Regions from separate parts of the Homo sapiens genome. Here regions 1 and 2 are each linked to region 3. The links are chromatin contacts, found by Hi-C or POLR2A ChIA-PET in ENCODE. All regions are on one chromosome and are shown on one strand. Each heading gives the region's core, a stretch centred on a gene start or an enhancer-like site at or near the end of the contact. The rest is flanking DNA. Distances are from core to core; before and after follow the strand shown.

Region 1 (4,261 bases), core at 1,024-3,523, 190 kb before region 3:
GAAACTGCTGTTTCAAAATGGTTTTAAAAACCATTAATGTCACATATTTATAGTACTTGTCTAAATACACTTTAGTGCTTAACTGCCCCATAATTCAAGCTCCTGAGGATGTGCCAGTCCATGTGGAAGGATTATAAGCTAGAGAGGCGGGAGATCTGGATTCTAATCCCAGCTCTGCTACTAAGTACCTGAGTAATTTTGGGCAAGCATCATTTTGCCAAACAAGTAGAATAACCCCAGTCCTGCCTACTTAACAACATTGTTATAAGGATCAAATGGTAGGCAATATGTCCACACTCTCTATAAAGTCCTGTTAAAAAATCTAAGAGGCTATTACACACTGAACTAAGCTCATCCAGAATTCCTCCCACTGAGCCCCGCTCTGTGCCCAGTCCCTTTGGAGTGTGCTGAGGGAAGTGTTCACCACCAATTCTCCTTCTCTTCTAATTACCTGCTCCTTCCTTTCAGCCCCTAACACCCAACCACAATTCCCAGTTTGCCAGTCTTTCCACACATATGATCTCCTTGGCCACCCTCCCCTGACACTTTTGCAAGGAAAGCATTATCAAGTATTTACAGATAGTTAAAATCTGAAGTTCAGACACATTTAGTAATTTTGTCTAAGGGCACACGTTTTTAAGTGCTACAGCTTTGATTTAAACTCTGTTCCTCTGATCCCAAGTTCAGAGCTATTTCACGCAGGGAATTCCACTCAAGCACATCCTCCCACCACTGCAATCTGGCAGCGTTTAAGAGCGCAGCCATACCATTTGCTAGTTCCATAAACCTGGACAAGTTACTCGGCCTCTCTTGCTTCAGTTTTCTCATCTGTAAAATGGGGATACTCATAGGACACAAATTTGTGGTGCACTGGCTTAGCACGGGGCCTTGGCACATGGTAAGCGCTTAATAAATGCTAGATTTTTAAAGAAGTTTGGGTACACCTTCCGAAATCCGGGGAGGCCACACAGTTTGCCTGTAGTTTTCGCGGAAGCTTGGGAGATATCTTTACACTCCGCCTCTTCCTTCTGCAGTCACGGGAAGCAGTTAGAAGCAGATCAGAAATCGAACACGTTTGCTTTTGCGATTCGAGAGCCCTTTCTGGCGCGGAGCTAGGGGCGGTGTTACGTAGCTGCCCTGAACTGAGAGCAGCGTTGGCCGGGGGCTAGGGAGCCGGGCTGTTCCACGCTCACTGTGCGCCTCGGGCGGCGGGGCTCGGGCTCTGTCCGAGGTGCTGAACTCCGGGGCTCCGGCCGCGCCGGCAGAGTGTGCCAGCGTCCATTATTGCCAGTGTCTGTGGGCATCTTCCAGAAGGCCGAGCATGGGGGTCAGGTGAAACCAGGGCGGTAAGTGCTTCTCCCATCATTTCTCAGAAATGCTTAGGTGCCTACTTTTTACAATTTCGTGCACATTTTCAGGATCATAACCTCTCACCGCCAGTTCCTCACAGGTTTCTGCAAAAACTGACGACCTTTCTTCCCCTTCAGTCCCTGCAAAAATCCAGACACCTATCACCCAGCCCCGCTCCGCAACCATTTCCTACAAGAATCCAGGCCCCTACGCATCTCATCCCCACGCGTCAATGCAAAAATAAAAAATGTTAAATCCGCCTTCCATTCCCGTCTCCCACAATTTCCTGTGATAAAAGCAAGCTGTCTCCTACCAGTTCCCCACTCCTGCCTGTGGCTAAACAGCATGGACCGACTTCTCGGGAGCTCGAGGTCCCCACCCGGGTGACCAATGCAGACCCCTGGGGGTGCGCTTACCTGGTGGGGACAATCGCCGAGCGAGGCCACCTGGGTCCAGGCTATAGGTAGTGTCATTATTATTCCCAAAACAAAATCAGGGGGCGTCCAGCACCCCTACCTGCAGCTGCGGGTTGGCTGCCAGAGGGCACTGCCAGACTGAACCAGCGCCGGGAGCTGGGGCTACCCCGGGCCCCGCGGGTCCTGTTGAGTCACTTGCCCAGAACTTCTTCAAGGTTCGTGAATAAAACCTCTGCGTCAGTTCCTTCAAATCGGTCCACCGCTCCTCCAAGTTGCGGTGGGAGCAGGGGAGTTTTGGGTTTGGTTTGGTTTGGTTTGGTTTTAAGAAAAAGAAAGAAGCATGAAAGAAAGATAGGAATCGCCCCCGGTTCCGCGCTGCGGGTGTGCAGGTCTCTGCGCAGCCCCAGACCTCCGGCTTGGTCTTCGGCCGGCTGTGCTGGCTGACGACGCGCTGCTGCCCGCTGGCGCCGAGAGCAGCTCTCCAGCCGCGACGGGCGAGGGTTGTGTGGGTGTGCGAGCTGCGAGGAAGGAGGAAGGAGGGGGCCGCGGGGGTGGGGAAGTGCCTACCTGCAGCCTCGGCAGAGGCGCCTGCTGCCCCACCCCCTCGACCCTAGCTCTTGGGGCTCCGACTCGCTCAGCAACTTAGCAGGGGGCTCCTAGACTCCCCGAGGGTGAGCGCGGAGCAGGCGCGGCCACTCCTGGGGTCCGGAGAAGTGAGGGGACGCTCCCAAAGTCTGACGTTGCAGGTCTCAGACCCTGGCAGGAATTTGAACTCGTGTCCCCTTTGTTCTCTCTGCGGCCCTGCCCTCCTCGGCTTTCCTTCACACACGCCCTGGAATCTCAGGCTGTCTGTCCAAGGTGTAGGAAAGAGAGGGAGAGAGGAGGGTGCAGTGCGATCCTCAAAACTGGGAATAATTTGATGATCAGGGCTGGTTCCACGGCCGTTGGATTTCATTCCAAATCAATGTTTTAGCCCACCCGCTACCTATTCCCAGGGCCTCCTGTGGAGTCGTTCGCGGACAATCTTCGTTTCCTTTTTACAAAGTAGTTAATAGTTGCTGCATATGATTGAAAGCATAAGGCATTGTATTTAGGAAGTAAGTGGCTCATGCTTGTAATCCTAGCGCTTTGGGAGGCCAAGGTAGGAGGACCGCTTGAGGCCAGGAGTTCAAAACCAGCCTAGGCAACATAGTGAGACTTACCAAAAAAAAAAAAAAAAAAAAAAAAAAAAAAAAGTCTCTACAAAAAAAAAAAAAACTAAAATGCTTTCCAAAAAAAATAGAAAGTGAGTGCCCCCTCCTCCCCTACCCTGCAGTGTCCTTCCCCCACTAATCAGTTCCCCAGAGGTAACCAGCATTTTCGTCTAGATACATGTATATGCACACAGGGGTTCTATTTGCCCTATGTTTTTTAAATCCCTACTTCTTCAGTCATTTTTAGTAATTTATATTTTCCTAGGATATTGTCCATCTCATTTACATTTTCAAATTTTCTGGCACAAAGTTACAAATAGTGTCACCTTATATTTATTTTCATCTCTAAAACTGTTCTGGGCCTCCTTATTGCTGATATTATTTATTTGTGTTTTCTACTGCTCCATTCCCAATTTTTTAAATCAAGCTTGCTGGAGGATTATCAATTTTATCTTTTAAGGGCAAAAATATTATTCCATAAGTTGCCTTTATCACTTAGTGTGTCTATAGTATCACTTAGAGAAATGTACCCTCCTAGTACCCAATATTTATAATGACTGCCTACTGTTTGTGGAGTTTTTCTCTCTAAAGCAGTTTCAAGGTTTATGTAGTCAAACACATGTCTTATCTTGCATGGTTTCTAGATTTCCCATCTTGCCTAGGGAGGCTTCGTACCCCAGAATCACCATACAGTTCCCTAAATGTTCTAGTAATGTATAGCTCTGTTGTTTAGATTACCATTTCATCTGGAAACTGTATTTGTGCACAGGGTAAGGTAAGGAACTGACAAAGATGAGAACCCAATTGTCCCAACACCAATTCAAAAAGTCCATTCTTCGCTCACTGATGTGAATGCCACCTTTATAACACTTTATATTTCTCAAAACAAACTCTACTTGGTTAATGTATGTTATTTTATACAAATACACTGCTAGATTGCAATAATTTACTTATGTTAATATAAGGTTTATTCCGTCTATATTAATAAGTAAAAATTGTGTTCTTTTTCCTTTTTAGGGGATGAGGGTTCTCATTCAACTTTGGTGCAAGGTTATGGTAACCTTATAGAATGATTTTGGACGCATTCTGTTTTTTCCTACACTCTGGAATATTTAAATTATCAAGTTAACTATCAGTTCATTGAGGGTTTAATAGAACATACCCATGAAACTGTCTGGACTTGATGGATTTTAGAAGGATAGATCTTTGATTATCTTTTCAAATTCATTGATGCTTGTTGGCATATTCATCATCTGACCCATCTTGAGTCAATTTTGGGTAATTTATATTTACCTGGAAAAA
Region 2 (3,818 bases), core at 669-3,168, 150 kb after region 3:
AGCTACTCAAAAGGCTGATGTGGGAGGATCTCCTGAGCCTGGGAGGCCAAGGCTGCAGTGAACTGTGATGATGCCACTGAACTCCAACCTGGGTGGCAAGAGAGCCAGGCCCTGTCTCAAAATAAATAAATAAAAATTTAAAAATGAAGAGACAGAGAAAGAGCAAGCCCAGAGCAGAGAGCACTGCAGTAGGTCAAGGCTGGGTTCAGACACTCTCTGCGCACAGACTGGGAAAGTTACCATCTACTCTTGTGGCCTCAGTTTCCTCATCTGTAAAATGGGGGGTCAACAACATGCCACTTTGCAAGGTGATGATGTAAGTGAAGAACAGGGCATCACTGGGCATTTGAGGCTACGGCACAGGCTGGTCTGAATCACCCTCTCCTCACCCAAAGCAGTGACAGCACCGGCCTCCTCAGCCTGGAACGCACGTTCTTCTGTCTGTCTCACACCCAGACCCTTACATACCATCTTCTTTAGCTTTGCAAACTACAGAGAATGGCCCTACAGCTCTTAATGTAGCTTCCTCAGCAGAAAGACTAAAATGTCTGTTGAGGGGGCAAAACAATTCACAAGGAGGTCGTCTAGCTTCTTCAGTTGTAAGTCCACTCCAAGCAAAAGGGAAGCCAGGGAAATGTGGTTAACCAGGGCAGGGAGACGTGGGGAGTGTGGGGGAAAGTCTGAGGTGGAGACACACAGGGACATGGGGGGTATGAGGTGGGGACAGGCAGGGAGATGGGGGTGCAAGGTGGAGACACGCAGGGACATGAGGGGGTGTGAGGTGGGGACAGGCAGGAAGATGGGAGGTGCAAGGCGGGGACAGGCAGGGACATAGGGGTGTGAGGTGGGGAAATGCAGGAAGATGGGGGGATGTGAGGTGGGGACTGGCAGGGATATGGGGGTGTGAGGTGGGGACAGGCAGAGACATGGGGGTGTGAGGTGGGGACAGGCAGGGACATAGGGGTATGGTGGGGATAGGCAGGGAGATGGGGGGTGCGAGGTGGGGACAGGAAGGGACATAAGGCTGTGAGGTGGAGACAGGCAGGGACATGGGGGGTGTGAGGTGGGGACAGGCAGGGAGATGGGGGGTGCGAGGTGGGGACAAGCAGGGACATGGGGAGTGCGAGGTGGGGACAGGCAGGGACGTGGGGCGTGCGAGGTGGGGACAGGCAGGGACATAAGGGTGTGAGGTGGAGACAGGCAGGGACATGGGGAGTCTGAGGTGGGGACAGGCAGGGAGATGGGGGGTGTGAGTTGGGGACAGGCAGGGAGATGGGGGGGTGCGAGGTGGGGATAAGCAGGGACATGGGGGTGCGAGGTGGGGACAGGCAGGGACATGGGGGTGGGAGGTGGGGACAGGCAGGGACATAGGGGGTGGGAGGTGGGCACATTCAGGGAGATGGGGGTGTGAGGTGGAGACAGGCAGGGACATAGGGGGAGCGAGGTGGGGACAGGCAGGGAGATGGAGGGTGCAAGGTGAAGACAGGCAGGGACATGGTGTGAGGTGGGGACAGGAAGGGACATGAGGGGTGCGAGTTGGGGATAGGCAGGGAGATGGGGGGGTGCGAGGTGGGGACACGCAGGGAGATGGGGGACGTGGGGATGGCGACAGGCTGGGAGAGGGAGAGGCCAGGCTGAGACCTCCCCGCGCGGTGCCAGCCAGTCCAGGCAGATCCAGGACTCAGCCAGGCCTGATACCCAGATAAGCCCTTCCTCCCAGAGGAGATAAGGGAGCGACGCGGCCGGCCGACAGGTGAACTAGAGCTGGCGAGTTAGTCGGCGCCGCCCCCTCCCGCGAGCCCGGCCTCGGGGGAGTACCGCCCACCCCGCCCCGCGCTCGCTCCGCCCCGCGCTCGCTCCGCCCCTTCGCGCTCCCGCCGCTCCTCCACGCTCGTGCCGCTCCCCCCCCGCGCTCCCAGTTGACGCTCTGGGCCGCCACCTCCGCGGACCCTGAGCGCAAGAGCCAAGCCGCCAGCGCTGCGATGTGGGCCACGCTGCCGCTGCTCTGCGCCGGGGCCTGGCTCCTGGGAGTCCCCGTCTGCGGTGCCGCCGAACTGTGCGTGAACTCCTTAGGTACGCAGAGGGCGCGCCGCCCGAGAGGGTGCTAGCAGGCCCTAGAGTGGACGCTGGGAGAACTTGGCCAGGGGCGCACTGGGCTCCGGAGGAACGGGGCAGAGCTTTCCCCGGTGAGAGGCCAGGAACTCTGCGTGCTGGCACGGGGAGGGGTAAACTGCATTATAGGCGGGGGTTCTCGGAGGGTGGGCGGCTTGTAGGACCAGAGGAGCAGATGGGCTGAGTGTCCAGGGTCCCACCTAGCCAGGTGGCTCTCCAGCCTAGAATACCAAAGGAGCCCGCAGCTCCTTCCGCCTTCCTCAACTGGGGACACAGAGTGTCACACAGAGGACTCTGATCTGTCCCTGCCAGAGGTGAGCAAGGACGTCCCAGCCTTCTCTAGCAGCTTCCCCCGGGACTTGGCACACAGGGGATCCCCGTAGTGTCTTGGGAGTCCCATCTGTAGAGTAGGTTGGACGGGCTGTTTGGAACAGTGAATCCCTGTGCAACGGCACCAGGGAAAGCACTCAGACCAACAGCGCTTTTAACAGCACCCCAGGGCCCATGGCGTCAGGTGGAGCCCCAGGACTCCTCTTGTTGGCCAGATTGGCTGCGACTGGTCCAGCTTCGTGCTGCCCTTGCATCCTGTCTACTGCCCGGGCTCAGGCACCTCCCCTGGCTGAAGGCAAGGAGCCTGCTCTTCCCTACTGCCTCCCTCCTTTCCTACTGTCCCTGGTCCCAGCCTCAGCCCACAGGCTCTGAACTTAAAGACCACCTGCCCCCTTCACCGAGAAAAGTAGCCAAGAAACAACCCAAGGAGCCAAGAACCTAGGGAGGGGGGGTGCCCTGAGCTCTGGAGGAACGGGACAGGGCTTTCCCCCAGCTAGAGGCTCAGGGGATGGGACAGAGATCACTGAGGCTGAATCTGGGCCAGAGGGTTGCCTCATTCCTTCCCACCTATTTATTTAAAAAGCTCCCCAGCCTTGCAAACCTCAGTGGGCGCCCAGCTCCAGGTCAGTTCCCGCCTAAGGAAAACCTAGCTGCCGCAAGCGAGGGCTGCCTGGAGAAGGCTGGCGCTGAGAGGCTGTCTGAATTCCAGAGCAGGGCTTGGCAAACTTTTTCTGTGAAAGACCAGACGGTAAATAACTTAGGCTTTATGGTGGTCTCTGTAGCAACTACTAACTCTGCCATGGTAGTGTGATAGCAACCATAGATTGTATGTAAGTGAGTCAGTGTAACTGGGTTCTAATAAATGATTTTTATGGCCACTGAAATTTCAGTTTCAAGGGATTTTTGGGTGCTACGAAATATGTTTCTTCTAACCATTTAAAATTGTAAGAAACCGTTTGTAGCCCAGGAGCTGTACTAAAACAGGAGTCAGGGACCGGCTGCGGTGGCTCACACCTGTAATCTCAGCAATTTGGGAGACCGAGGCAGTCGGATCACTTTAGGTCAGGAGTTCGAGAGCAGCCTGGCCAACATGGTGAAACCCTGTCTCTACTAAAAATACAAAAATTAGCTGGGTGTGGTAGCCAGGTGCCTGTAATCCCAGGTACTCAGGAGGCTGGGGCAGGAGAATCGCTTGAAACTGAGAGGTGGCGATCACTCCAGCCTGGGTGACAGAGTAAGACTCCATCTAAAACAAACAAACAAACAAACAGGGGAATACTGTACTTTCCTGAAACCTGCTGTAAATCCAGGCAAGGTATTATGGCACTTTTAAAGTCCTGACTAGATTGGAATGGATCTATTTTAGGGTAAGGCAC
Region 3 (4,371 bases), core at 829-3,328:
CATTCCTCCACAGCAGAGCTTCTCTGTGGATTCTTCCGTGACCTACACAGGGCTGCCTGGTTTCCAAGCCCTTCCCTAGGGCTCCAAACTAGGGTGTGTGTGTGTATGTGTGTGTGTATGTGTGTGTGGTGTGCTGCATGTGTTGTGTGAGGTGTGATGCGTGTGTGTGTGCAGCCCAGGTTTGGTCTGTGGGAGGGGTGTGTTATGTGGTGTGTGTGTGGTGTGGTGTGTGTGGTGTGGTGTGCATGGTGTGTGTGGTATGTGTGGTGTGTGGTCTGGTGTGTGGTGTATGTGTGGGTGTGGGTGTGTGTGGTGTGTAGGGGTGTGTAGGGGTGTGTGTGGTATGTGGGTGTGGTGTGTGTAGTGTGTGTGGTGTGTGGTGTGTGGTGTGGGGAGTGTGGGGGTGTTGTGTGTAGTGTGTGGTGTTTGTATGGTGTGGGTTGTGTGTGTGTGTGGCGGGGGGTGTGGGGGAGTGTGGGGGGTGTGTATGTGGCATGTGGTATGTGTGTGGTGTGTGGCATGTGTGTGGTGTGTGTGTGGTGTGTGGTGTGTGTGTGGTGTGTGTGTGGTGTGTGGCATGTGTGTGGTGTCTGTGTGTGGTGTGTGTGGCGTGTGTGTGGTGGGGTGTGGGGGGGTGTGGGGAGTGGTGTGTGTGTAGGGTGTGTGGTGTGTGTTTGGTGTGTGTGGTGTTTGGGTGTGTGGTGTGTGTGTGGTGTGTTGGTGTGTGGTGTATGGTGTGTGTGTGTGGTGTGTGGTGTTTGTGTATGCGGTGTGTGTGGCGTGTGTGTGTGCGTGTGTGGTGTGTGTGGTGTATGGTTTGTGTGTGGTGTGTGCGGTGTGTGTGTGTGGTGTGTGTGGTGTGTGTGTGTGGTGTGTGTGGTGTGTGGGTGTGTGGTGTGTGGTGTGTATCTGTGCGTGTGTGGTGTGTGCTGTGTGTGAGTGTGGGGTGTGTGTGTGTGTGTGTGTGTGTGTGTGTGTGTGTGTGTGTGTCGGGGGAGGGGTATACGCAGTTTCCGTGCGGAAAGATGGTGTCTTTCCTTCACAGGGCTGCGCGGGCACCCATCCCCGCTGCAAAGCGCCCGGGCCAGGCGCGGCTTGCTCCGGGTCGGGGCGAGCTCGCTGCCCTCTGCGGCAGACAGCGATGCGCGCTCCCCGCCCCAGCTCCCGGCTCGCCCGGCGGCCCGCGCGCCCTCCCGGTGCAGCATGCGGGCGCTGTGACGTTCTCGGATAAATGCCGTGTAACTGTGTAGGCGAATGAGAGCTAAAAATAAGAACGGAAAATCTATCATTAAGGTATCATTGCGCCAGCGCAGCTATTTGAAGGCTCCCATGGTCCCCGGCGCCTGCGTTTGAAGCCCGCCTTCAGGCTTTGGGGGGTATTTGCAGAAAACTCCCAGCAGCGGCTCGCCAACCAGACCTCAGGGTGCACGGGGGGTGGCGCCGGTAATTATGGCAACTCTCAAAATAAAATAATATAAAATAAAGTAACCAACGTTCACCAACCACCACCCCATCTCACCCCCTGTACTGTCCTCAGGTAGCTGGGGAAGCCGCCGGGAGTGCAGCCGGATGCTGGAATTCAATGTGACCCGGCTGACTATGCAAAGACTAGGACTGGACGCTTTTGCAGCTCTATTTCGCCACCCACCTTCCTCCTTCCACCTCGTATTAGAAATAAAGTGGGGGGGGGGGGCGAGCCTTTGGAGGAGAAAATGACAACTGGCACTTAACCCCAGGTCTACAGTGCGCCGCGGTGGGGCGCAAAGACGCAAACTCCCGGGATGGCGAGCCTTCGGGGTTTCATTGGGTTAAACGAAAATTGATCTGATTTGCTTTTTAACATCCGAGGGAGAGAAGGGGAGATGAGGGGAGGGAGGGCAGGGTTTGAGTGTGTGCGTGTGCGTGTGCGTGTGTGTGTGTCTGGGGAGGGGGAGGAGGCACCAAGTTGCAGCCTGCGCGCGGCTCTGCGCCTCGGCGGGGCTGCGTGCGTGTGTCCCTGTCCGCGCTGCTGAAACGGGCTCTTCGAGGGATCGGCGTCACATGACTCCGCCTGCCCCTCGCCAGCGCGCAGATCGCCAGTCCCTCAGTTTGCCCGGCACCGGAGGAGGGTCGGGCGGCATCTTCCGGGTACTGGGGCTCTGCGGAGCGGAGAAGAGGTTCCAGCGGGGAATGGTATATCTGGATTCAAGAAGCCGCGGCTCGGCGCCAGATCCTGGAGTGTAGATATTTGGGGGGAGGGGAGAGCTAGAGGGAGCGAGCGAGCGAGCGCCAGAGAGAGGCAGCGCGCAGCGCGCACGGACGGGGGGCTGCTGCGCGGAGAAGATGTAAGCGCGTGGGGTCTCGCTGGCCTCTGAGCACCATGCAGAAGGGGATCCGGCTGAATGATGGCCACGTCGCGTCCCTGGGACTGCTGGCGCGCAAGGACGGCACGCGCAAAGGCTACCTGAGCAAGCGGAGTTCGGACAACACAAAATGGCAAACCAAGTGGTTCGCGCTGCTGCAGAACCTGCTCTTCTACTTCGAGAGCGACTCGAGCTCGCGGCCCTCGGGGCTTTACCTGCTGGAGGGCTGCGTCTGCGACCGCGCGCCCTCCCCCAAGCCGGCGCTGTCGGCCAAGGAGCCGCTGGAGAAACAGGTGAGGCGAGCGTCGCGTCCTGACCTCCCTGCGTCCCGGCCGCGGCCCTGGGGGCTCAGGGCCTTCGGCTGGCTGATGGCGCTTGAACTTTGGCCCCTCTACTCTTGGCGCCCTAGGCGCTCTCTGCACCCTCAGCGAGAGGGGAGGCTTGCTCCCAGCCAGGCGAGTGACTGCGGCGGGCAGAGGGGGCAGGGATTGAGGGCGGGGAGTAGATGTGGGCTGCGGCTGCCCTTCGCCGGACGAGCCCCGTGGGAGGCGGGTACAGAGGGGCCGACACCTGGAGATGCAGAGGAAGATGGGGTCCTAAGGACCAGAGACGATGAGTCTGGACACACGTCCAGCCAAAAATGGTGCTCCCAACCCCCACTCCCACCGCCCAGCCCTAATAGCCCCGATCGTCTGTTCTACACCGGGAACGTGTAATTCCCCGCGCTTAGGCATGGGAAGGGCAAGACGGAGGCGTCCGAGCGCTGCCAGCCCTTGCCTCGCCGCAGCTGAGGGCGGAGAGCGGTCTGCGCTAGCTCCTCGGAGTTGGGCTGGGGTTATGGGGCTACACGGGTCGGTTCGGTACCATCGAGCGGTGGTGGGCTCCCAGCTGGCGGCCGCCGGAGCAACAAGCCCAAAGATTCCCAAGGACCGCTCTGATGCGCCGGGGCTAGGGCCAGGGCTGCTGCGGAGGCAGCGGGACGAAGTGGGCGCTTCTCTCCTCCCCCGCCCCCTGCGCCGCCGCCGCCGCCGCAGTCGCGGCTATAGCGCTGCGCTCTGGTTTCCTGAGCTGCAAGGCTGAAGAGCCAGGCCTGGCTCTAACAGGGAGCCCGGGCGGGGTGGGGGTGAGCCTCTGGCGTGAAGGGAGGAGGGGCACCTGCAGAGAGAGCCACCTTTAAGCTTGGTGCGCTTTCCAAAAGCATCTGGTCCAGTCCCTTGCCACTAGGAAGATAAAGCAGATGATAGTGGATCCTAAAATGCCACTGCAGGCAGGAACCTTCCATCCATAGGGCCTAACGGCTGGTGATTGCCTAGATGGGGACACTGAGGCCCAGAGAGAGAAATTCACTTGCCCAGCGTCATGCAAGTTGTTGAGGCCGTCCCAATGTTCTGAAAAGACAACCGAGATCTCAAAAGCCACTGCTGCATGAAGACACAGACTGGTGGTGATTGAATTGGTTGAAATAAAAGCATCGCTTGAAGTCTTCCTCCCAATTGTCAGGACAGAGATCCGAGCTCAGTCTCTCTAGCACATCTCTTCCTTCCCTACCTTCAGCCAATGGGTGTTAGGAGATAGTTTCTGAGGACTGGGAAGTGTGGACAGGAATTTTTGAGGGTGGGTCCCTGGGGATGACAAGCCATGTGGTGAGCAGGGGCTCCCAGATGGAAAGAAGAGCAAAGAGCAGGCAGCTCCTTAAGCTTCAGCTCAAATGGAGCCTGGGGAACTCATGTGGAAGAGCCAGTCCCAGGCCAGACTAGAGAATTTGCTCTCAGCCCTTCAGAACTTGCCCCTCTCCAGCCAGTGTCTACCCATATACCCATACCTACCCGGGGCCTGCAGCCCAAGCCCCAGCCCCAGCCAGATCCCCCCTCCATCCCTCAACCCACTACACTAGATCACAGAGCTGAGCTCCTGGGTAGGCAGGAAGTGAGGGGTGGGGGAAGCCAAGTTGGCATGGGCTCATATTATCTGTTCTCAGCCCCCTGGACGTGAAGGCAGACAGGCCTGAGACTGAATCTCAGCTGTATGA

What was found. Hi-C counts contacts between places; a loop is a spot of excess contacts on that map. ChIA-PET counts read pairs that join two places held with the same protein, here RNA polymerase II (POLR2A). Pooled maps may share reads with other maps.
Region 1: a pooled map shows a loop between it and region 3 (7-fold over the local background). The contact joins the promoter of ANKRD34C here to the promoter of RASGRF1 in region 3. A Hi-C loop is called at or near these places in 1 of 50 pooled maps. POLR2A ChIA-PET finds 5 or more read pairs at or near these places in 3 of 52 experiments (MCF 10A, Panc1 and activated naive CD4-positive, alpha-beta T cell).
Region 2: a pooled map shows a loop between it and region 3 (2.4-fold over the local background). The contact joins the promoter of CTSH here to the promoter of RASGRF1 in region 3. A Hi-C loop is called at or near these places in 3 of 37 single-sample maps with no recorded cell type and 3 of 50 pooled maps. POLR2A ChIA-PET finds 5 or more read pairs at or near these places in 1 of 52 experiments (Panc1).

The regions. Positions count from the first base shown.
Region 1 is chr15:79,280,734-79,284,994 of GRCh38, reverse strand. ANKRD34C (ankyrin repeat domain 34C) reads right to left here and starts at 2,273. Exons shown (of 2, transcript NM_001146341.2): 1 at 1,767-2,273. It overlaps ANKRD34C-AS1 (ANKRD34C antisense RNA 1), which reads left to right and starts at 1,050. Exons shown (of 2, transcript NR_038997.1): 1 at 1,050-1,346. RefSeq lists a silencer at 1,949-2,147 and an enhancer at 1,799-2,338.
Region 2 is chr15:78,943,146-78,946,963 of GRCh38, reverse strand. CTSH (cathepsin H) reads left to right here and starts at 1,918. Exons shown (of 12, transcript NM_004390.5): 1 at 1,918-2,073. The coding sequence starts at 1,983. RefSeq lists silencers at 1,716-2,065, 2,503-2,797 and enhancers at 1,648-2,186, 2,187-2,725, 3,186-3,235, 3,666-3,715.
Region 3 is chr15:79,088,487-79,092,857 of GRCh38, reverse strand. RASGRF1 (Ras protein specific guanine nucleotide releasing factor 1) reads left to right here and starts at 2,078. Exons shown (of 27, transcript NM_001145648.3): 1 at 2,078-2,635. The coding sequence starts at 2,360.